Regions from separate parts of the Homo sapiens genome. Here region 1 is linked to region 2. The links are chromatin loops, found by intact Hi-C in ENCODE. Cell type or tissue: endothelial cell of umbilical vein. All regions are shown on one strand. Each heading gives the region's core, and the rest is flanking DNA. Links, peaks and the distances in the headings are about the cores only.

Region 1 (9,613 bases), core at 479-8,478, 69 kb before region 2:
GTAAAATTCAGCTGGAGACCACTTTTAACCTTATGTTATAAAGACTTACGATGTTATACATTGTTTAGCCCAGCACTTGTGCATTTAGAACTTTATCCCGAAGAAATAATTACTAGAGTGTGCAAACATTTAGCTGTAACAGCAGAGGTTTATGATAGTGAAAACCTAGGGACAATTGAAAAGTCTAAAAAGAGGATATTAAATAAATTATGATAATACTGACATTAAAATAATATCATAGAAGAATATTTAATGACATGCTTCATAATATTAAGTGAAATGAGCAAGTTACAGAGCAGTATAATCTACTTTTTCTGCATATAAAAAATTACTGTAAGGACATAAACCCATATGTTATTATTGCTAGTTATCTCTAGATGTCAAAATTATGGAAGAAAGTTTTCTTTCTTGTTTTGTAGTTTTTCTAATCTATATTGTTTAAATTATCTGTACTATTCATGTGATTGCAAAGGAAACAGTAAAATGTATATATTTTAAAAATAACTCTATTTCTAGTGTTTTCTTATTATCTTATGAAAACCACTGTCCAATTTCTTTTGTTCTGCTTGCATGGCCCTTTGGAACTGGTGTGGCTTTAAACCAAGGCTGTCTCTTTGAATTCTAAGGTCTACTATACAGTCTGTGAGATGTCTACAGAGCTTGAATGTTCAACAACATATGAAGATGAGTATTGTTTATATTTCCAGTTAGAAATATCATTCTGAGTTTGTAAAAAGATGCAGATATTTTAGCTTAAAATTGAATGGATGCATCAGAGTTAATTAGCAATGCTTCAAATTACAGACCACTGCCTCTTCTTGTGCAACTAACCATCAATTAGCTATGCTAATGAGAAAAGCAGGAAATGATTGCAGGAGAAAATGAAATCAGTAGGGAAAAAAGAAAAACAACTGATTTTAGTCTCTAGTTTCAGCCATCAATTGTCAAAACTTACCAGGATTACATATAAGTATAAATTCTAACCTCTCTTTGAAAGAGGCAGTGTATTAATAAGAAAGTAATGTTAATTCTTTAGAAGTTTTTTCTTTTCTCGATTATCCTTCAGAGATGCCATACCTAAATAATAAAATGACCAGAATATGAGCAGCAGGAAACTTATAGACAAAAGGTTCGTCAGTGGTTCTAGTGTAATCCCTAGGGGAACACTTAAAAAAATATCAGCATAGAGGTCTTTCTCCAAACCATTTAAATCAGAATCTCTGTGGAAGGTGCTAATTAATCCATAAGATGCAAAATGTATTTCAACTTGATTCCAGCTGCTGAATATTTGCTTTACTCTGAGTTCTCTTTTTGGACAGGAAGGGACTCTGATAAACCACCTCTGGTTCTTTCATCCCCACCTCCATCACTCCATTTTTAGGCAGGAGAACTTTCCCAATGAGACAGTCTTACAGGTGTCTCCTGTAGGATCTTTAAATACCTTCCTACTGGCTCTCTTCTCTGTTAAGGGCTTGGATGATTTTCTCAAAGAGAAACTTTTATGAGGGAATGCAGGATTCCTAAGCAGTATCTCCCTACCCAGTGCCATGATAAATATTTGGATGCAAAGAAAACAGGAAATAAGTCATTGAATGGAGATTGCAGCTCCCCAGAGAGCTCCAGATGACAGGCTCCTGGAAAGTGTTCCAAGTTCTGTTTGTTCTCCAGTCCTGAGAACAGTAATCTTTGCGGCTGTACTTTTCCTCTTCTTTCCCTAGATTTCACTTTTACAACTTTAAAAAAGTATAATAGCTTGCATTATATGCTTACTGCACAAAGTTTTAAGACAAAAGAATTACAAATAGCAAAATTGAAATCATCTGTGAGCCTCCCTCTTCCCCACTCCAGAGAAACATATCATTAATGTCATTAATGTATATCTTCCATGTTTTCTATGTGTAGAAACATGTATTTTATTTTACAGAATTGAGTCATCATATATGTACACTTTTGTAACTTGCTTTTTAATCTTAACCTTATGTTTTGAGTTTTCTGGATCATCAAGCTTCAAAATCAAGATTTCTGTGTATGCAGCAAAGCCCATCATAGATATTTACTATCATTTATTTAACCATCCCTCCACATTAGATCTTGATTATTACTTCTGAAATCTGCCTTGTTTTATCTTTTTCCACTATTTATCAGAAAACAAGATCAGCCCTGGTGGGTTCATACCAATTACTTTTCCTAACTGGTGCTTGACATTGTATCCACTAATTTCCTAAAGTCACAGATGATAATTACAGATACTGAACCCTTACACCCTCCTATGCTACATATGCTTTTCTCCAATTTTTGTAACCAGCACTTGCTTAATCGGTGATAATACTGCTTTTCTTCCTTTAGGCTAAGCCACACTCCTCAAAAATCCTGAAGTTTACTTCACCGTCTTCCAAATATGTATGTATGTATGGAAGATTCATCATTTTAGTAGCTAACTTACACTGAATGTTACTGTATATACTGTGACAATAGGTTTATATGATTTTTTAATTTGACCTTTATGATAATAACACGGGGTAAATACTACTATTATTCCCATTTTACAAAGAAAGTGAGGCTTCTTTTGAGTAACTTGCCCAATATCACACACAACTAGTAAGAGGCAAAGCTGGGCCCTGAACCCAGAACTGTTTTCTTCTGAACCATTTTTTTCATTATTATTAACTAAAGTCCGTGTTTATTAAAATTTTCTTAATTTTTACCTAATGGCCTTTTTCTGTTCCGGCATCACACCCAGGATAAAACATTACATTTCTTTGTCATTTTTCATTAGGTTCCTCTTGGCTATGACAATCTCTTAGACTTTACTTGTTTTCTCTAACAGAGTCATCCCTCATCAGCTACAACACCATAGCAGATATAATTCATTGTGCATTACTATGTATGGTTCTGATCCTCACAGCAACCCTCCAAAACAGATGTTTTAATCCTCATTTTATAGATAAGAAAATTGAGGCTTAGGGAGATGAGAACTAATGGTGCAGTTCACAAAGCTGGTAAATAATGGAACTCAGATCCTGACCCAGGACTATCTGACCTTGAGTGTCATGTTCTTTTCACTACTCTGGTTTAGATGACTTATACATGCATGCTTTTTATAAATAAATCTGAATGCTAAAACCAGAGTCAGGGTGCCATAAAGAAAAGTTACATCTGGTTCAACTTTCTTATCTAATATCCAAGCACTTTCTATAGATTATCCAACGAAAATTTCTAAATATATAGTCAAAAGGTATCAGTGTAGTTTGTACACGTTTCCACAAAGCCTTGCCCAATTTTGAACAGTCCTGATTGTTAGAAAGCTCTGTGTTCCTCCAACTGATTTTTATCCTTTGGTCTTAATGTGGCTCTTAGGAGCCAAACACAATCATCTAAGCCTTCTACCTAAGTACCCTGCAGGCAGACACATCTCCCCCAGACTCTCTTTTCCTGGCAGAGTACGGCTTAGTTTATATTTTCCTCAGCATCCTAATGATGCTACTTTAAATCACAGTGACTTGCAGTATCCCTGTTTAGTTGCAAGTCCTTATAGTGCATTTTGGTACAGCAATGTGTATGTCCTATACAATCAGGACTCAATAATTGCTGTTGACTTCTTCCTTAAAGGGAACCACTTACCACCATCACCATCCCTTCTCGCCTCCCCTCTCCACACACTACATTTCTAAATCCTCAAGTCCAAAGGACCCTAACACTGACACTTCTTGCAACCCTTTAAATGAGGCAGCTCTCCCTAGAAAACCCCTTGAGACACAAGTTTGGAAAGTGAGTCAAACGTAAGAGGGATGTCTTCTCCGAGTCTGAGAAGCAAGTTAAAGGGCAAAAGCAGTGAGCCGTGGACGCCTGGAGACAGTTTCTTTCTTCCTGAATTCCCCAAAGCGCAGAGACAGACAGGATCTGCCAGGACAGCGCGCAGGGCGGGGCGGGGACAGGCGCGCCAGGAGCGGGGCGGGCTTCCAGCCGCTGGTTTTGCTGAGGGCTGAGGGACGGCTCAGCGACGCCACGGCCAGCAGCGCTCGCGTCCTCCCCAGCAACAGTTACTCAAAGCTAATCAGATAGCGAAAGAAGCAGGAGAGCAAGTCAAGAAATACGGTGAAGGAGTCCTTCCCAAAGTTGTCTAGGTCCTTCCGCGCCGGTGCCTGGTCTTCGTCGTCAACACCATGGACAGCTCCCGGGAACCGACTCTGGGGCGCTTGGACGCCGCTGGCTTCTGGCAGGTCTGGCAGCGCTTTGATGCGGATGGTGAGTAGAACAAGCCACTTGCACACTCAGGTGTAGACGTGGCTCCAAGCTCAGCCCGCTGAAAGGACCTGGAGTTTCCCCTTTACTGTAGGAAAAGTTATCGACCTGGGTTGTTAATGCAGTGTACCTAATACAGTATCATTAACAGACGTTTGGCATACTGGTGATACACATCTATATACCTTGTTAAAATTCTGGGTGGTGAATTTCCACTTTCCCCTTTCCAATCTCTCTTTGTGTGCGAGCGCGCCATATATATGGTAGACATACATATATATTGTATATACAATGACTAATATCATTGTATATGTTCAAGGCTTGTGGGCTGAGACTCAGCTATTTGAAGTCATCCTTCCCTAAATGGGCTCACTTTTACGCAGTGACTTTGCTGTACACCCCTCACTCTCTCAAAATGAGAATAAATTTTATCAGCTTTCAAAACGACTCCTCCACCAAAAAACTACTTGAAAATAAAATGGAACTACTTAATATTTGTTTTTATTAATAAAGAAATAAAATATCTAAAAGGTGTGTTTTAACTCTGCAAACTGGGATTCAATACTTACACCTGTTAAGTTTCTCCAAGCTTCAGAAATTTTGGGGTTAAATTTTATTGGAAAGTTCACGTTTATTCATTGATTAAAATTCATGTACTTAATAGCCTTCCTTTTCCAAGCACTAATATAAACCCTAGCATAAAGCACGTATTCTGGAACAGTGTTTACTGTTCAAACCCATGTATTCTAGAGGTAGGTGTTGGCACTTTGTTATTGGAATAACAAAAAATAGTGTTGAGGGAAGCTTTATGAATTGTGAGATTAAAAACATATTTAGATAAATACTGTCATGTGTTTTTTATATGTTAGTATTATTTATGTTTATTTTCTCACATTTAGAAAAAGGTTACATAGAAGAGAAGGAACTCGATGCTTTCTTTCTCCACATGTTGATGAAACTGGGTACTGATGTAAGTACTTGCACACTAAGCCTTAATTTATGCCTCTTAGTAAGATACGCACATCCAAGTCTTATATTGATTGGTACCTATTAATTCCAACTCACCTCCTTTCTTCCTTGCATGTATGTAATTTCTCCCCCTCTCCTAGCAACATAGAGGGATTTAGGCAGTTTTTATAAAAGGTGCAACTGTAGCATTAGACATGCTGGTTACTGACTTTCAGTGTAACATCTGTCATCCACTCAGAGATCCTAACTGTAGACTCAGTTAACTTGGTCTTGAACGTCTCCTTGGTTATGTCTCTGCTAATTGATTTATACCTGGGGGTAAAGTAGCCCACTTTGTTCAAAAAGCTGGAAAAGATGTTAAGCACATTAAGATTTTGGGTGTTTAATATGTATGATACTCCTCTGATAGCAAACCACAAACCATTTAAAATCATTTATCCATTATTCATTTTATTAGAAGAGGTTACAGATTTTTCAGGGAATGACAAACCAGAAAACAACCAGCATACTCAGAGCCCAGATACAAATGGAAGCCAATCTATCTAGTGTCCATCTGATGGTAAATATGTCCTTGGGAGATGTAAATGAACTCTTGAAAGTCTCTCTATCAAAGCAGAGAAAAATTTTACACAGAAACACATGAGCGGAGGACAGCCTGGGGATGGGCTCGATCTGATGAAAGCTCCAGTAGGGCATTCATAGTAGAAGGAGACGCTCTAGGGACAATTGAATTTAAATGAATGATGGAGATAGTTTGTCCTTATCATTCAGCTGTTTATCTGAAGAATAGAAGTGCATCACATTCTCATGTGAGAGCTCAGTGAGGGAACAAGGAGCTCTTCACCACTGTTGAGAACATGGGGAGGGTATGTGGGGGGCAGGGGAAGCTGGTTCAGAAACAAAAGGGCTGGCTTCCGCCTTCTTCAGCCACACAGATCTCTTGGTCCCCCTCTACTTCTGTCTGCCTCTCATATTCTGTCTGTCTCTCTTTTTTATGTCTATCTCTGTCATTTTTCTGCTCACTTCTGTTTCTTATCTCTGTGTTTCATGGCTCTCATCTCCTACTGTTTCTTGCCTTTCTCTCTGACCTCTCTGTTGCCCATCTTTCTTGTCTCTGTTTCTCATTTGTTTCTCCATCTCTCTGTCTCTGTGTTTTCCCATTCTTTTTCCAGTCTCTCTGCTTCTCAAAGCTCTTTTGGTCTTTCCTCTCCCCATGTCTTTTATTTCTCCTTTCTTCTTTCTTTCCCATCTCTCTTTTTGACCTTCATTTCTTTTCTCCACATTTTCTCCTTCACCCTTTTCTTTGTCTCTTATCTCCCTTTTTCTGTACCTTTTATTGCTCTTTGTCTGCCTGCACTCCACCCCTTACCCTGTGCAGCCTGTGAAGTGAAAGGATCAGCAGACGAGAAGGATAGAGACACAAGTCCCTTCTTTCCTCTGGTCAGACCACTTGCGCACACTCCTCTTTATCCTTCATTCTTGTACCTACACAAGCTACAGGTAGAGCTGAGGAAGCCTCCCCCAAGTGAGGCTTCTGCTTCAATCTAGCCAGCCACTTTCACGTGCTAGCAGCCCATGGTGAAGCCCACCAGCCTTGCCCACAGGGCTTCTACTTATATCTGTAAATGTAAGGTTCATCGTGTTCCAGAAACCCATCTTATCTATCATGGACATGGGTATTTGAGGAAAGCAAAAAGACAAAGTTAAAACCATTCAAAATCTTGGAATAAATGGGATGGCCAGCTCCTAAAAATCTGTCCTCAGGGACCTGGAACTTCTCACCTTTTCAGAGGGCTCCTTGTTCTAGTCATTTATAAAAGGGAGGAGAAAAATTGCTGTCACTGTTGAAGCTGGAGTATCTAATATTCATTCATCGAGTTGGGGTCTGCACTAAGATGAGGATGCTGTGAGATATCTTCATCTGAGATTTTGGCTAACCTTAGAAGCATTGTTGCCATTGTGAGAGAAAAGAGGGATGTCATCTCTTGCAGCTTGGCTGTTTTTATCATTGCCCCTATCTCAGACCTGGTCCATGGACTAATGCTCTTACACAGGGGCAAGCATAATCCTCGAGGAAAGAGGACAGCAAAGGACTCACTGGTGTCCTGCGCAACTGCATTCAGTGCAAATATCTCTGAGGCTGGAACGGGGGTTGGAAGTTCTCATAATCCTTAACCTAGTGCAAATCAAATTTCAGTATGCCTGAGAATTATATTTTTTTGTTAAAATGCAGACCCCTAGGTCTCATCCTGTAGGTATTTAAATACATTTGGGGTCTGCCAAAGATCTTTCATTTTAAAAGCACTCAAAGTCAGTTAGCATGTTTTTTTACCCTTTTTTCCTCTAGGAACAGTGACTTTTGGAGAGGGGATTCTGATATAATTAGGCCAATCCCACTGAGCTGTGGCAATAGCCTCAGGCACATCTCATGAGCACTTGGCTGGGAAGAAAGCTTTTGGAGCCAGGATGATAAGTTTGAACTCTTAACTAGAAATGATATCATCTGCCATTGGATGCCTTTCAAAACGCTGAGGCATTACTCTGGGGAGTGTGTTTGCAGGGACTTTCACTGGGCACTCCATGCTACCTGGACAACCATGATTAAGGAAGCTATTCCTAATTTTGGGTTTTGTCTCTGATGAGTAATAAGTAGGCCTTAAGCAAGTTCTTAACAATAGGGCAGGACTTCCAAAATGGAAGGCCCTTCAGTTGAGGAACAGTCACCATTTGATTGTGACACCTGCTTTTGATTGGTAATGCCCAGTGAGTACAGAATCCAGCAGCAGGGAGGCCTCCACAATCAGGCAGCCCCTTGCTCTGGTGTTCAGCAGTGGTAAGCCAACCTTCAGAGGCATGAATAGCTCTACTTTCCTCTGATGATTAGCGGATCACAGAGATCTCAGAAGAAGGTATTTTGAGGTTTCTAACAGCAAGCTGCCTGCTAGTCTATCCAGGAGAGCAACCAGCCTGCTTGTAATTACCTATTCCTCAGAGCCTCGGAGGGGATTGACTTAATGGAACCATCAGCTGCAATTGCTGCTGTTTCTGTTACTCCCTGCAAACCTTTTCTTTCCAAATGCTGAGATTTTAGCCAGTTCATGGATAAACATCAGATTCTATGTGTACATACCCCTCACATACAGACTGTACCACATCCTGGGCCTCTTTCAATACTTCAGGGATTATAGTACCCTGCTGTAGCCTAGCGTCTCAGATAAGGACTGATGGGAAATTACAACAGAGGAAGCCCCAGTTTCTTTTGCTTTAGGTCAAAGGGATAGTCATGAGCTTTGGGGTTAGGGGTCTGAGAAGACAGAAGCCAAGATTCTGTGTCCTCAAACTAAAGGTAATGTAGAATCTGGCCACTGTTACTTTGACTTCACATTTATTTACTTTAAAATCTAATTTTTCACCAACATGACCTATGTTAGTTAACTTCCTTTGGGAATTCCCAGCCCATCATAAAGAATCATTTATTCATCCAATGGATCCTGTGTTCCAGAGATAAAGAAATGAATGTTATACTTGTGGAGTTCTTAATCTAAAAGATCAAGCTGAATTTCAAAGTGAAGTTCGACCCTGTTGAGTGATTTCCATTGTGCTTTTCCTGTATGGTACATGAACCCTCAAATGTAAGCACACACAAAATCTTTAGTGCTGAAACTAGACAGGTTAATCCCACCACGATTAGTGGGGTATCACATGAGGTAACCTGGTTGACAGAAGAACCTGGAGTCTCAAAGAACCTGTTCACCTTCCACAGAGAATAAAAAAAATGTACCTATTGTCTCTGAAGACCCACTCCAAAGAAGACTCATGGTCGGTGGGGAAAGGACAACTATGTGTGGAGGCAGAAATCCAATGCTCATTCCCTGTCTCTCCATCTAGAGCTGTGTGATAGCAACATGCCATTTAAACCTCCTGGGTCTCAATTTTCCTATCCATAAAATAATAATTATTAGAATAATGTTTTGGCCTGCCTGTTTCACAGTGAAGACCCATAAGATAACACAAGTGAAAGGTGCTTTTAGTTGCAAAAGCACCCAACATATATGTTCTTATGCTGACGCAATATCTTCTTGGGTCCTTAGTTTTCCCAGTGTTTATTCTATGCCCCACTTTGCCTCAGATCCACCAAGGGGTTATCCCACACAGGATCATTGAAGCTTACTCTCTTAAACACTGAAATGCTTTTAAGATTTTATATATATATATAATATATATATTACGTGTATATATATATGTGTATGTGTGTGTGTGCATATATATATGATTTCCAGTTTATGAGAGCAAGTTTTCCAAGCTAGGGTAGCCTTTGGAGGATGCCTTAAGTCATACTCACCACCACTCTTTGGTCCTTCATGAGTAAAGGAGGCTACTCAAAGGAAGACAGAAGACAGAC
Region 2 (9,613 bases), core at 1,108-9,107:
ATTAGCCCTAGTAGGGTTCTTATTGTTTCATTAAAGGTTTCTGGTAACTTTCTGATGTGATGGAACAGTCATAACTACAAATTTTATACATTTTGGATACATGACATAGGCGTTTGCTTTCTTTTTAGAAAAACGTGAAACTAGGAAGGGAGTGTATTCAGAACTGAGCTCCCTACCTGGCTGATGACAGAAGCATGGGCAGTGGAGGAGCCAGTAAGTGATCTCCCAGGCATTCAGCTCACTCAGCCCCGTAGCCTCCCTTAGAGTGCTTTTCCATGCTTGTGTCTTAAACAATGGGCACAAAGTGATGAATTCGGAATGGACACACAGTAGCTGCTTTTAAGCGTGATTCCACCTGCCTCTAGCTGTCGACATAAGGCCACACTAGAGTAATTTTGTGGCAAATTCTGAGCTTGGTTACAGAACTTTTGGGCAGGCAGGACTCAACAAGCAAATCCCCCCCAGAGGGGGATTATGATTTATATTTGCAAATCACCAAATAAAGTTCACATAAACCTCATGAGAGATTCCTCCTTCCATGCTATAAAGTGGAGGTCAGAAATGTCGAGACTTTCCCCAGGCTCCTCAGGAAGAAAGAAGCAGAGCCAGGACTCACACAGGACTTCTGACTCAAAAGCCTTTTCTCTCATGAGCCACTGGCCATGTGCGGTGGGCAGAAGTGGCTCTTACTCTCCTCCTCAGGAAACTCCCCAGGGCTGAGGGAGGGGATGTGCTGAAGGGTCAGCAGGTGAAAGCAACCCTCACATAGGCCCATTCTGTAGGAAAGGGCAGAGCCCCTGTGCCCCAACATCTACTGCAGCAGAGGCCAGCACTTGAATAAGAAGTGCTGAGGAAGTGACCAGCACTTCTTTCTGAAGCAAGCCTAAATTAAGGGATAGTAAACCCCAGGAAGGAAACTCTGGACTGCTCCACTAGCATGAAGACAGCCAAAAGGGCACCCAGGGTGCTCTGCAACCTTTTGCTCACAGAAGTGGAGGTGCTGAAGGTGCTTACTCTAAACTGAAAAAGGGATATTCTCTGAACTTTCCTCACTCTTTCCCATCCCCAAACTCGCAGACTGTGATAAGCCATAGTTCCACTATTAGACGGTAATCCCCTGCATGGCAAGATCTTTGTATTTCATGGTATTTCCAGAAACTCAAATTGAATCCAACATAGAATAGGCTCTCAGCAAAGGAGTATTAACGATGATATTAGATTTCTCTAGATAGATAAAGATTTCTCAACCCTGGCACTTTTAGCATTTGGGGGCAGATAATTTTTCTTTTTGGGGAGTTGTCCTATGTAAGATGTTTAGTAGCATCCCTGGCCTTGACTATGAGATGCCGGACCCACCACCAGTTGTGACAACCAAAAATGCTTCCCAACATTGCTGAATGACCATTGGTAGCAAAATCAACCTTGGTTGAGAATCACTGCTTTAGAGGAAGAAATGAACTAACATATCTGAGCCTGGGCTATGTGCTGGATGCTTTATTGATGTGATCTCAGTTTGATCTTCACAATAACCCTGTGAGGTAGGTATTACCATGTACAGCTGAACAGACTGAGGCACAGATTATGTAACTGGTTCAAGAACTCTCAGCTTAGATGTAGCAGAGCTAGATTCTGAAGTAGGCCTGTCAGATTCCTATGCTGACAGGAGGCAGAAATAACAACGGAAACAAGATCTGTACAGGCATTCGTGGGTGTTCTACAACTGTTGTTCACATAATCATCATTCTCATGTCTTTTTCAGTTTACTAAAAGGTTGAAGTCTGAATGTATATTTTAAGCACCGATTTCTATTTTTTCTCCGTAGGACTATTAAATGCAGTATTCATAATTTCACTGTAAATTTTCTCCAGTGTCACTTCAGAAATGTATTAAAAGTCAGATATATTTTCACATGGAATGACTACTGGGCTCCCCCTGGTGTTAGCTTTGATTATATTTGACTTTAAAGGAGCTCATGTGTGACCGCATTTCAAATTAATGAGAGCTTTCTCTAAGAGGCAGTTTAAAAAATTCAGCTGGCTCTCATTGATTGCATTATAAAATTGTTTTATTCAGATTTTGCAAATATTATATTTAAGGGCCTAATGTAACTTAAGTTTTATAATGTTACAAAACAACTAATTTGAATTTGTTGTTCAAATTATTTTTTATGGACCCAAAGAGACATTTGAGAATATGGGAGTAACTGGCAAAAACAAACATATACAGTCATGAGCCACATAACAATGTTTTGCTCAATGCCAGACCACATATATAACGGTGGTCCCATATATTATAACACTATATATTTACTGTACCTTTTCTATGTTTAGATATTCAAATACTTACTATTATGTTACAGTTACCCACAGTGTTCACCACAGTAACATGCTGTACAGAAACCCAGGAGAAATAGGCTATACCCTATAGCCTAGGTGTGTAGCAGGCTCTACCATCTAAGTATGTGTAAGTACACTCTGATGTTAATACAACGAAATCGGCTAATGATAAATTTCTTAGAATGTGTATCCCTGTTGATAAGCAATGTATGATAGATGTGTGTGTGTATATATATATACACACACACACATATATATGTATGATAGATGTGTGTGTATATATATATATGGAAATGTTCAGTCTCACTTTGATGAAAAGAAGTGCAAACCAAAATAATGTGGTAATGCTGTACTCTACCAACTAAACAAATTTTTCTTTAAATAACACCAAATTATGTGAGGGCAAAATAAAATTGAAACAGTCATGCTTTGCTACTGGCCTTCTGGTGCAATAATCTGGAATAGTAACAATATGCAGAAAAAGGCATAAAATCTTGTGTATTCTTTGACCTAATCATCCCATATCTAGGAATGGTTTAAACAAATACTTCAGAAGGAGTTAAAGCTATTTTTGCATAGATGTTCATTACAGCATTGATTGCAATAATAAAATATTGGAAACAGCCTAAGTAGTTAACAGTGATCAGCTTGGCCTGGCCTGGTGGCTCATGCCTGTAATCCCAGCACTTTAGGAGGCTGAGGCAGGTGAATCATCACGTGCCTGTAATTTCAGCTACTCGCGAGGCTGAGGCAGGAGAATCATTTGAACCTGGGAGGCAGAGGTTGCAGTGAGGGGGATGTTGTGCCACTAGACTCCAGCCTGGGTGACAGAGTGAGACTCCGTCTCGAAAAAAGAAAAAAAAATTCCCCCCAAAATATCCCAAACAATGAAAGATGGTATATTTAACTAAATTATGGTACAACCACTTTAGTATAGTTGCAGTTAAGGTGGGCTTTAGAGTCAGACTATCTGGGTTGAAATGCTGGCTCCAGTGCTAGTTCTGTTGCTCCAAAGAAGTTGAATCTCTTCATTGGTAAGGTGGGTATAATAGTAGTACCTAGCTATAGGATTGTTTTGAGGATTAAACAAGATCAAGTGCATAACACATTTAGAAAAAAATGTGTGGTACAAAGTGCTCAGTATATGTCTTGATGCAGCTATTGAAATTGAGAATTTAAAAATAAGAATTATAAAATTACATAACCACTTAAAAATCTAATGTTATGATATATTTCAAAAAACATGATATTGAAAGAGAAAAATGTTCTCTATAAGCATAAAGGTTGGTGGAAAAAATACAAAAATAAGAATAAATATGTCAAAATGGGAAATGATTGATGACCTTTCCACTCTCAATTTTCTATTTTACTATTATCACTTAAATACTAAAAAGTAAGCAGCTGGAACTCAGAAAAAAGTGTTTTAATTTATGTATTCAACCAGTCATTAATTGGTGTCTTCTGTGTTTTAGGCACTGCAAAATTTGGCTCAACAATTAAAACATTCTCATAAAAAGCTTTATAGTTTTATAAATATACAAAGCTTTGTATTTTAGTAGAAGAGACAGGCATAAACATTAACACCTTTAACTAGAATGTGCAACAAGGTCACCAGAAGGACATCTAAATGACTCTAAGATGGGAGGGGGGGAATCGTCAAGGAAAGCTTCACAAATGATGTAATGTATAAACGTATCCTTGAAGGACGCATAGAAACTAATTAAACGAAGAACGGCAAGAACATTCTAGAAAAGTTACACAACTCATAAAGACACAGGTGAATTAAAGTGCAATGGGTTCAAGGAACTGCAAGTAGATTGGTTATGACCACAGCATAGGAGAGTGTGGTAAGAGCCTGGTGAGACAGCTAGGGGGAGCAGTTGAGAGATGTTAATCGGAGAAATGGCAAAGGGAGAGAAGTCCTTATGTATGTAAGACTTGATGATGGGGGGTATGTGGGTGGTGAGTAAGAATAAGGAACTTCGGCTCCAGGAGGACAGGATCTCATCTGATGTGTACAGCACTGTTTCTCCAATGCTGGAAATATCTATCAAAGAGACACTGCAGGAGAAAGAAAACACCGTATGCATGTAGATGTTTGTTTCAGCATTATTTATAATAGTAAAACGATTAGAACTGTGCCTGATACTTCGTAAACTCTCAATATCATAAATCTATGACTCTAAAGTTTAGGGAAGAGGCCGGGCGCGGTGGCTCATGCCTGTAATCCCAGCACTTTGGGAGACCGAGGTGGGCGGATCACCTGAGGTCAGGGTTGGAGATCAGCCTCACCAACACATAGTGAAACCCTGTCTCTACTAAAAATACAAAAGCTAGGCGTAGTGGCACAAGCCTATAGTCCCAGCTACTTGGGAAGCTGAGGCAAGAGAATCGCGTGAATCCAGGAGGCGGAAATTGCAGTGAGCCAAGATAGTGTGGCTGCAATCCAGCCTGGGCGACAGAGAGAAACTCCGTCTCTCAAAAAAAAATATAATAATATTTTTTAAAAAAATAAAGTTTAGGGTAGAGGACTCAGGTTTCTTTGGGACACTTAAGCATATAGATGACAATTAATAACATACATTTTAGAGACAGATAGAAACAGAGGCATACTGGTAGACTGACAGAGACACAGTAAGAGGTTTATGGTTTTGCTATTAAACTCATGAATTATGCTTTAGTGTGTTTTTAACATTCCAATATGTGGTAGGGGTGATTACCTTTTTCCAAGACAGACATATTAAAATATACACTATAATTGTGAATGTATTCTTTGTCATACATTTCTGCTGTTTGTTTTCTATAAAGCTGTGTTTTGGGGTGTTAACACAATGAGAAATAGTGTATCTACCTATATTTTCCGCTTTTAATTTTCAAATTACTTTTTCATTAAATATTATCTCTGCCATTAATTTTGCAAAATAATTTTTTTGGGGGACAGTTTTGTCTGGAATGTAATTTTTCCACTCCTTTTCTTCTAAATGTTCTTCTGTGCCAATAAATTTTAGGTATTTTATAACCAAGGTATAGCTGTGTTTTACTCCTAGTCAAATACTGTCTTTTAAATGGCAAATTTAATCGGTTAAACTTCATTTTGATATTTGGACTCATTTCTAATGTTTGACTTTGCATTCTAATTTGTCATGCCAGTCCTTTCTGATTTCCTGCTTTCCACTGGACTATTTTTTTTTTTTGCTATTACCTTCTTTCTAGTCTACATTAATTTTATTATTTTAGTGGTTACATTTAATATCATAAAATATAAACCTGACTTAAGAAAATATAACAATCAGTATGTCTGTCCTCCTTATAAACAGTACAAGGACATCAACATGCTTTAATTTGTTTCAGCCCCTTTCATCTTCTGTAACTACTCTCCAGTGTTTTTGGTTTTTTTTTTTAATATTCTAGTATTATTGTAGGTTTTTTTTTTTTTACAACTAGTGTATTTATTTAGATAGATTTATACTTTTACCTCTTCCTTTGGCAATATTATTGCTTATTGCATCTCAGTCTTTCTTCTGAGTTCAGTCTTTTTATTTCAGTACATTCTTTAGCATTAATTCTTCTAGTATGAATCTGAGTGGCAAAACTTTCCAATCTTTGTCCAAAAATTATTTCACCCTTACACAAAAAAGAGTTCATCTGAGCACAGAATTTTAAATTGAAAGGTATTTTGCTTTAGAACTTAGAAGGTGTTATTCTATCGTTCCATGACTTCTGTGATTTCTGATGAGAAATCCATAACATTGTAGTGGAGGAAGCAAAACTTTACTTCTACCCTCAGGATATTTTGGTTGGGTTTGAGAATTAAATTGACATGAGAGGTCAACAGGAGAAAAGCATATAAATTTATTGAATGGAAGTTTTACGTGGCACAGGAGTAGGAAATGAAGACCCGAAGACAAAGAATGGAATGCTTATGTGAAGAATCTGACAAAGTGAAGTAAGTTGTGAAAATGTGACAGCAAAGGGGCTTGGGTTAGAGTAATTAATTAGGTGGAGAAGTGACTAGAGAGGTAAGGGTTGGTGTAACAAGGTTTATTTGTACAGATTTTCCTTGGCCTTAATTTTCTGTCCTTGATGAGAATGATACTTTCCTTCTGGTATAGGGAGGGCATCTTTCATCTCCTGCTTTTAAGAAACAAAAGGAAGGTCAGAGTGTATGTGCATCTGCTGTTTTTCAAGTGTCTATCTCCAAATAGTCAATATGTCAGAGTGACATATTTTGAAATGGTGTGTTCTGAATTCCTTCAACGTGATTTATCATAAAAAGTAAAAGGAGGCTGAGCATGGTGGCTCATGCCTGTAATCCCAGCACTTTGGAAGGCCGAGTCGGGCGGATCACCTGAGGTCAGGAGTTCGAGACCAGCCTGCTGAACATGGCAAAACGCTGACTCTACTAACAATACAAAAAAAAAAAAAAAATTCGCTGGGTGTGGTGGCAGGCGCCTGTAATCCCAGCTACTCAGGAGGCTGAGGCAGGAGAATCGCTTGAAGCCGGGAGGCGGAGGTTGCAGTGAGCTGAGATGGTGCCATTGCACTCCAGCCTGGGTGATAAGAACAAAACTCCGTCCCTGCCCTCCCCACCCAAAAAAAAAAAAAAGTAAAGGGAAAAAAGTGGCATATATTTGTCTCAGTTGCTGCTGAAGTTTTATTGTTAATAGCCAATATTTATTTTTAATTAACAACTTTTAGCAATTTTGGAATTACACAAATCCCATAAAAACCCAGCATTAGGCATAAGACAGTGTCATATTAGTCTGATTATAATAAAAAATAAGTCAGCCGGGCATGGTTGCTCACGTCTGTAATCCCAGCACTTTAGGATAAGGCCAAGGTGGGTGGTCAGGAGTTCGAGACCAGCCTGGCCAACATGGTGAAACCCCGTCTGTGCTAAAGATATAAACATTAGCCAGACATGATGGTACATGCCTGTAATCCCAGCTACTTGGGAGAATGAGGGAGGAGAATCGCTTGAATCCAGGAGGCAGAGGCTGCAGTGAGCTGAGATCAGGCCACTGCACTCGTCTGTGCGACAGAGGAAGGCTGTTGGGGGGGAAAATAAGTCAATATCACCATTTTTATTATCACGTGTAACTATTAGACAATGCATTTAGACAAAGTCAACTATTTAAAACAACAGGACAAAATTATATGATTTTTCTGCCTACCTGGAAAACCACAGAGGAAAAAAGCTGGACAACAGAAATGACAGAATAAGGAAGGAAATACAAACCAGTACGAATATCAAGAATGTTCTATCTGTAAAACATCGTCAATCAGAAAACATAATAAAAGAAACCCTTCTAATATTTCCCCAAAATACAGTAATAAAAAAGAATACCTGGAGATAAACTCTATGAAACGTGTGAAAGTTCTATAAGAAGAAATCAAGGCTGGGTGCGGTGGCTAACACTTGTAATCCCAGCACTTTGGGAGGCTGAGGCTGGCGGATCACCTGAGGTCAGGAGTTGGAGACCAGCCTGGCCAACATGGCGAAACCCTGTCTCTACTAACAATACAAAAGTTAGCTGGGCGTGGGGCAGGCGCCCGTAATCCCAGCTACTCAGGAGGCTGAGGTAGGAGAATCACTTGAACCTGGGAGCTGGAGGTTGTAATGAGCCGAGATCACGCCACTGCACTCCAGCCTGGGTGACAGAGCGAGACTCTGGCTCCAAAAAAAGAAGAATCAGAAACTTCTGTAGGTAAATTGTTTTGAAAAATCAAGGGGGCATGTCTCCTGTAACATGTATTCACAATTTTTTAATATATTTTATTCTATCTAAACATTTAGTTTAATGCAATTTTAATAGGATTGCATTAGAGATAGAAATAAAAGTATTATGTAGTGCATTTGGAATAAAAGAATACACAGGTTCTCTTCTATAAAGTCAAGTCCCTCCTCCTCTGCCTTGGCAAGTCTGAGAAGTTAAGTGCCACTTTCTTGACAAAGTATCTACATTAATTACTTGGAATTCATCTGTTTAGGTTTGTCTTATATCCTGATTTTAAGTTTTACATTTGCCATGTTCTAAATATTACCCAGTTTTATTCAACATATAGTTGCCATTTCTGTTTTCAAATATCTTCAATTTTTGCCGTCCCTAACTGCATCCCTTATTTATTATGTATGCAGGTTAATTCATACTTTTGTAACTTGATTGTCCTTACTCGGCATGTTTTATTTTATAGAACTTTACCTGCTTCTATACATGCCTTATTATGTGTAGACATCAAGTGTTTAGCAGTTTTTTTTTTGGTAACCAAATGATTTTTTTTTTTTTTGAGGTAAGGTCAACTGTTGAATATCGTACAATAATTTTTAATTTAGTTATTTGGCAGCGTTACTGAATGGGTTTTGCTTTTCACTTTCTCTTGGTGTTTACAGCACAAACTGCAAACACAGATCAACAAACTATTTTGCCTCTTTTCAACAGTCAAAACTTTTGAAGCATATACTCTTCCAAATTTCTAAACTTCAAATTATGTTCGGCCTTCTAGTCCCATTCCTGCCTGAGTCTAACACTAGTATCTCACCATCACATATGGCGTAAGGCTTCTTTTTGACATATTTTACTTACATTTTAAGAAATAATTCTATTATTCTTTACAAAGTACGTGAAACCACAGGTATCAAATATATATGCTTACCCAAATTTTAAGATTAACTTACTTACATGCCACATTTAATTATGAGTATTTCGTGAAACTACCATATTTGAAAGGAAATTCTCTAAAATGTACTTTAACCAGCCAGACTGATGTTACCTGGATTTAAACAGGAAGATTACACCTCTCCTGCTTGTAATGCAATTTTCACTTCCATGTGTAACCCTTAACATAACTAACATACATAAATCTAGTTTGAGATAGTCTCGCTCATGTCACCCAGACTGGAGTGCAGTGGAGCAATCAATCTTCGTTCACTGTAACTTTCGCCTCCCGGACTCATGAACAACCCTCCCACCGCAGCCTCCCGAACAGCTGGGACTACAGGCCTGCATCACCAGACCCAGCTAGTTTCTGTGGGGACAGGGTCTCAATTATGTTAACGGTCAAGCCCCAGGCTTGAACGACCCTCCCGCTCCAACCTCCACTGAAGTGCAAGTACTGACTGCTCACAAGCGTTAAGCCACCTCGCCCAGTGACATATATAACCAAAATTACCTCAAACTAATGGCCGATGGAACGCTCCTTGAAAATTCAGTCCCCGTACATTCCCGAAATGCGCTTAAACGGGCATTTGTGACAGGCAAGTAAGATGGCTGGTTAAC

The links. Peaks named below come from ENCODE experiments on the same cell type or tissue, not always from the same donor. Only the 100,000 strongest peaks of a DNase experiment are listed, where the experiment ranks them.
Region 1: a loop joins it to region 2, with 2.5 times the contacts of the local background. A loop is called at or near these places in 2 of 110 quality-filtered maps.

Annotation. Positions count from the first base shown.
Region 1 is chr6:25,648,241-25,657,853 of GRCh38, forward strand. It overlaps SCGN (secretagogin, EF-hand calcium binding protein), which reads left to right and starts at 3,975. Exons shown (of 11, transcript NM_006998.4): 1 at 3,975-4,245; 2 at 5,142-5,212. The coding sequence starts at 4,164. In endothelial cell of umbilical vein, for the core only: no CTCF peak of the experiment used is centred there; a DNase peak (open chromatin) is centred at 4,171.
Region 2 is chr6:25,716,409-25,726,021 of GRCh38, forward strand. It overlaps a transcript of SLC17A1 not described here. Among named protein-coding and RNA genes, the nearest start is that of H2AC1, 5.3 kb to the right of the region's middle. In endothelial cell of umbilical vein, for the core only: CTCF peaks have their summits at 1,949 (motif pointing left) and 4,196; DNase peaks (open chromatin) are centred at 1,913 and 4,213.